Regions from separate parts of the Mus musculus genome. Here region 2 is linked to region 1. Evidence: chromatin contacts called from ENCODE Hi-C or POLR2A ChIA-PET data. All regions are on one chromosome and are shown on one strand. The core of a region is the stretch at or near the end of the contact, and the rest is flanking DNA. Distances in the headings are between cores, read along the strand shown. Region 1 holds the start of Tmem33 (transmembrane protein 33). Region 2 holds the start of Slc30a9 (solute carrier family 30 (zinc transporter), member 9).

Region 1 (2,700 bases), core at 40-2,539:
CTACCCATACATGGTGGGAGAGCCAGATTAAACAAATAATCAAAAAGAAATATTAGACAATGATAAATATTCTAAAATAGGGGACAAATTATACTCCAGCAATGCAGAGAAGATAATGTGTTAGCTGAGCTTGGGTGATAGGGAATCTAGACTGGAGATTGTGGGGACCTGAATGTGGACATTGGCCTTAGAAGAAAAGTTTACAACATTCTACCGAGCATCCTTTGACTCCTAGACAGCAGCTGACTGGCGCCTAGGCTGCCATGAATCATAAAGGCAATTGTACTTCTGAGAGAGTAGGAGCTTAGAGATACTCGGTTCCTAAGTTGGAGTATAGATCTGTAGTCAGCTTCCTGTCCTCCACCTCTCTCTTCTGTTCTTCTTTTTCATTTTTCTCTATGCCTCTTCTCCGGGTCTCTGCAGACGACACCCCCACCCCTGCATACCTTTTATCTAGCCAGACATGAAATTATGGAAGCCACATTCAAGTCTTCTTTCCTGTTCTTTTCTCCCACACCATCACACAATTCAGGATTTCATTGCTCTCCCTAGTTGTGTGCAATGGCCTCCCTATGATCTTTCTAATATAGATGATGTCACACTTCTGCTTAAAGTTGTAGCTTGGCTCCCTAGATTGCAGAGTTAAGTTCAGAAGTTTTGGCATACATGCAGGCAGAACACTGTATACATAATAAGTCTTTAAAAATATTTTTAATTAAAATATAACTTCATCATTTCTCCCCTTTCCTTCCAACCCCTCCCGTGCCCTCATGTAATGTTTTTCTTGCCACACACCCTGCCTCTCAGCAGTTCAAATCTTTCACCCCCCCCCAGACCCATTCATTCAGTTCACACCGAACTGTCCTGATTCATTCTGTTACTTTACCTGCTCTGTTCTCTTATTTGGAACCTCCTTCCCTTTTCATATACAATTTTTCCTTTCCCTTCAAGATTTATGGCCAGAATTACTTTTCCAGAAACCCCTGATTAACTCAGCTTGTGGTCGTTTTTGCTCTATTGTCTCTGAGAAGGTCAGTGTTATGTTCTTTTTTTTTTTTTTTCCTCCAAGCGTCTGTCACATAGCCGGTTTCACTAGTGCTTGAAATAAGAAAACTAAATCACAGGGTTTGGTGAATCGCTATCTGGAGAGATCATAGATATTTCTGAAGCTTCTGTATATGGAAGTAGAGAGATTTTTGAGGTTCGGAAGCCAGCGAGGAAAATCGCCTGAGTGCCGGTTAAGACGAAAGTTGCCTCGGTGGTTTTACTTAACATTTCCGTGCCAATTGGCTCGTAGGGAAGGTGGAACCAAAACAAGGAGAAAAACTGCATTTCCCGTCATGCCTCCGGAAACCACGCCCGGTGACTCTCAACGTCCCGCCTGACTCACGTGGAAACGAAAGGATCACTTCCGGTTTTGCAACCCCGGGAACCGGCGGCGTCGATCGGCCCTTTAAGGCCTTTCTCCGAAGCTCCGCCTTCGCTTGGGTCTTTCTAGAAAGGCAGCTTCGGTCTGGACCGAGCGGGGCAGGTATTACCGGGCCGCCATAGGGGGACTTCTGCGGCTGTGTGCTGCACGCGTCCGGGAGGGCCCGTTCCTCCGGGGGTTTGGGGTTCCTGCCGGCTCTGAAAGCAGGTCGGAGGGTCGTCGCCCCGCACTGACGTTTTGCTCTTCTTTGCTGTTGCAGCGTCCCGGGCTCCCGAGTGTCTCCCATGGCGGATACGACCCCGAACGGCCCCCAAGGGGCGGGCGCTGTGGTAAGTGAGCGGCCTGGTCGCCCGGCTCCATCAGCCGGAGTTGGCGAGGAGCAGGAAGTGTTTGAGAGGGCTAGAGGGTTCTAGAAGCCGCTGCCTGCCGGACTGGGGTTAGGGAGGAGCCGAGTGGCGGCCAGAGGAGCTCCAAGTTTGTTTCAAAGGCGACAACAGGCAGTTCTGGAGCAGGCGGCTGTCACCTGTCAGCTAGGGATGTTGGCCTCCTTGCCCCTTCCCACACCGCGGTCTCCGATCGTCTTCGGCCCCCAAGGTGGAAAATACCATCTATTCAACCCACATGCCTCGTGGTGCGCGTCGTAGTATTGCCCTTTGTACCTACTTCAAGCCTTTTAAGAAATTTTGCAAAGGGGAGAGAGTGGTGTGTTTCTTTGATTAGTCGTTTACAAAGAGGAGGACTGCCCGTTTGTAAACTTTATAATTAAAAATGTTGATCTACAGGTCGACTCGAGGTAGTTTTTGTGTTTTTGCCCTTAAATTGAAGTTTTGATTTTTTTTTTTTTAAAAAGCTTTTTACAACACCCCTGTACTGTGTACACGCACTTAACTTTGCTGACCCATTTGGAGATTTTTGATAACCCAAAAATACTTAAGTATTATTTTCCACTTCATTACATTTGGGGAATTGAACATGGATGCATTTTAATCTACTTTGTAGTTCACGTGCAGATTTCCTTAACTGTCCATTGTCCCTTCCCCTCTTTGGGAAGCAGCCATTGTGTTTATTTGTTCTGCCTCTTTACTCCCAGTCAGTCCATGGAAATCCCTCTATTATCTCTGGGCTTTGAAGACACACCTAGTTTCAAAAGTCTAGACCTGTTTTACAGAAGGCTCTAGAAACTGAAATTACATTTTGATTATGCCCTTCTCAGGACACAAGAACCATTTTATGTTGATTCTTTGGGGAATTAGGTATGATCCTGAATCAAC
Region 2 (2,736 bases), core at 114-2,613, 46 kb after region 1:
TAACAGAGCATGAGTGTTATAACTTTTTAGCTTATTAGAAGCATTCTTCACTGTCAGCCACAAAAACCACAGTGAGCTCATATGTAGGTGCAGGAAGGGCTGTCCGGTGGTCAGCTCTAACTCAAGCCGTTTTACACAGAACAGTTCGTGTTGACCTTTGATTTGATGGAATTTCTTAAGATTAGCAAACCTCATACATAACATTCAGAACATACAGGACAAAACCATGGTTATGTGGTCAGCATGTTCTTGAGCCAAGTCACTTCTTGGTCAGTGAGTGGCAGGCATGTTAGAGTAGTAATATAACTGGCAAGCATGGAACAAAATGGCTACAGTTATGGGGGAAGGGGTGTCAGACCATAATATATTTATCCAAATAGCTGCAATAGCCTTTTACTAGAGACCACAACCTTGTTAGCCATGGGCTTTTGACCTGCTTAACCTTACCAGAGGTGGATTCCCTCCTGTGAAGGGAGCCTCAAGTCCACTCAAAGTGGTGGGTTTCCTCCCCATTTACTGATTTGCACTCATTTTCTTTATTTTTTTATTAGATATTTTCTTTATATACATTTCAAATGATATCCCGAAAGTTCCCTATACCTTCCCTCGGCCCTGTGCACTCATTTTCCATTTAAAATTTTATTTTACAGTACTTTCACTAAGCGATTTAAATTAATCTTTAAAACAACTGGACATGCATCCCATTCTATTTATCTGGCCAGACAGGTATTGACTTAGCCCCTGGAATATAGTAGTATACGTATACTGCACAGGATCCAGTGTCCATATAGCTATTCTCTATTCCGGGGGGACAATAATTTCAGTAGTGGTATTTTGAAGAAAAGTGTACAGGGTAACTATTTAAAAATGAGAACCACGTTAATTATAATTAGGGTGGTGAAAGAAGGCTTAAGCTAAGAACTGAATGAACCTGACATGGTAATGGTTAAAACAGGCGAATGTGTTCAGGTTTCTTTCTCTCTGGGACCAGGCTGTTTGAAAAACTGCTCCATCTTCGCGTACACATAGTACCGCGACTTCAAATTTTATGCACGCCTCTAATTTTGTTATACTACGACCGAGAAGCGGAGGTTGAGTGATCAGCAAGGTGACCACGGTGTTGGACAGAGCGGTGCCGAGGGTTCAAAAGGAAAGGGGACAGAGGCTTAAACCCTGCCTTCTCCTCCTGCTTCCCACGCCCCGGCGGCGCTTCGTAAGACTGTCTCCCGGGACACGACACGGACTCACAAATGCCCAGCACAGTCGGCAGCGCACACCGTCCTGGCCCGGTGCTGGCCAGAAGCACCGCCCACCCCGCCCCCGCTGGCATATTCCGTCACTTCCGCTGTCGCGCCACACCCCCATGACTTCCGGGTCGCCGAGGCCGCCGGCCGCGGCGCACACATCCGTGCTCGCCGGGGTCCGGTCTATGGAGTCAGTTGGCGCGGCAGGCGGCTCGGAGGCAGGAGGTGGTGTCCGAGTGGGGGCCTCTGCCCCGCCAGGATGTTTCCGGGCTTGGCCGCCGCCGCCGCGGCGCACAGGTGCAGCTGGGCGGCGCTGTGCAGGCTCGGTGGCGGCCGGGCAGCGACCCGCGGCCGCAGCCAGGGTGAGTGACGGACCGGTGGAGGCCGCGCCTGGCCTCGGCAGTTGGCCCGCCCGCTTGCCCTTCTCCAACCCAGACAGAGCCTGCCGGTCTCGCAAGGTCCTCACAGGTGTCCCCGCGAGCCGCGGCTACCGGGGAGCGGCCAACCCGCGTAGGGACACCCTGAGGCGGACCTCCAGACCCGGAGGTCTTAGGGCACATCGCGGTGACCCAGGGTGACCCAAACAGGCCGTGGGAAATGGCGGATTCCACCAGCTTGGAGGGTCCCCTTGGGCCGCCGCCGCAGTTCTGTTGCTGCTTAGGTTGAGTGAGGTACTCCTGCGCTACACTTTTTCTTAGTGCCATCCCGTTTTCTTAAATCTCCCTAAATCAAAGTGGATGTCACATACGGATCTTAAGGTGAGGGCTTCTCACAGTTATCGAATGGGCATAGTCTGGGGGACAGGAAACCCACCGAAGTTTGCGGTTATATCGAACAATCCTTTTGGTGACAAAAGTGTCTCCTGAAACTGTACATAAATAACCCTGGGCGCAGGGTGGGATTGAGAGTTTTCATCTTCGTCAGCATTGCTTTCTCAGTCAGATTCAAGTTATTGGAGAGTTTCTAAAGTAGCATCAAACGTGTAAGTCCTGTTTCTGTTCACCTCCCTTGTTCCCGTAGCTTGACACGGAGGACTGCTAGCAGAGCCCAGGAGAGGACAGGACCAAATCCACCGCTAACCCGAGCCCCTCAGGTTCTTGGGATTTGCAAAGAGTGGTTACAGAAACGTTTCTCAAACATTCACAGTCACCCTTCAAAAACTTGGATCGGAAGGCAAAAGCTGCAGCCATTCAGGTTTTTTGATAAAAGCGGTCACACACTCCTGTGCTGGGCAGATAAAGTAGAATATATTCATACCGTATTAAAAGCTGGTTTCTAAGGTTGCAAAAGAATTGATTGCAATACACTGTTTTAGTTTGTTGTTAATGACAGAATACTGTAGCTAGTTTTCCCATGGTGGCGGTATGCCACTTATGAACAGAATGGGCCCTCTGTTTAAAACTCCAAATAAACTTCAACATATTACACAGAAATATATATACATATAGTGGCTGTTAAATGTTGTCCAAAGTGCCCCTTCAGTGTTGGTGAG

The links. Hi-C counts contacts between places; a loop is a spot of excess contacts on that map. ChIA-PET counts read pairs that join two places held with the same protein, here RNA polymerase II (POLR2A).
Region 2: a map of gastrocnemius shows a loop between it and region 1 (6-fold over the local background). The contact joins the promoter of Slc30a9 here to the promoter of Tmem33 in region 1. A Hi-C loop is called at or near these places in 12 of 37 maps with a recorded cell type or tissue (T-helper 1 cell, T-helper 17 cell, adrenal gland and 3 more). POLR2A ChIA-PET finds 5 or more read pairs at or near these places in 2 of 5 experiments (Patski and embryonic stem cell).

Annotation. Positions count from the first base shown.
Region 1 is chr5:67,259,276-67,261,975 of GRCm38, forward strand. Tmem33 (transmembrane protein 33) reads left to right here and starts at 1,290. Exons shown (of 8, transcript NM_028975.4): 1 at 1,290-1,531; 2 at 1,689-1,758. The coding sequence starts at 1,714.
Region 2 is chr5:67,305,592-67,308,327 of GRCm38, forward strand. It overlaps Slc30a9 (solute carrier family 30 (zinc transporter), member 9), which reads left to right and starts at 1,364. Exons shown (of 18, transcript NM_178651.4): 1 at 1,364-1,606. The coding sequence starts at 1,504. RefSeq lists a cis regulatory region at 1,012-1,735.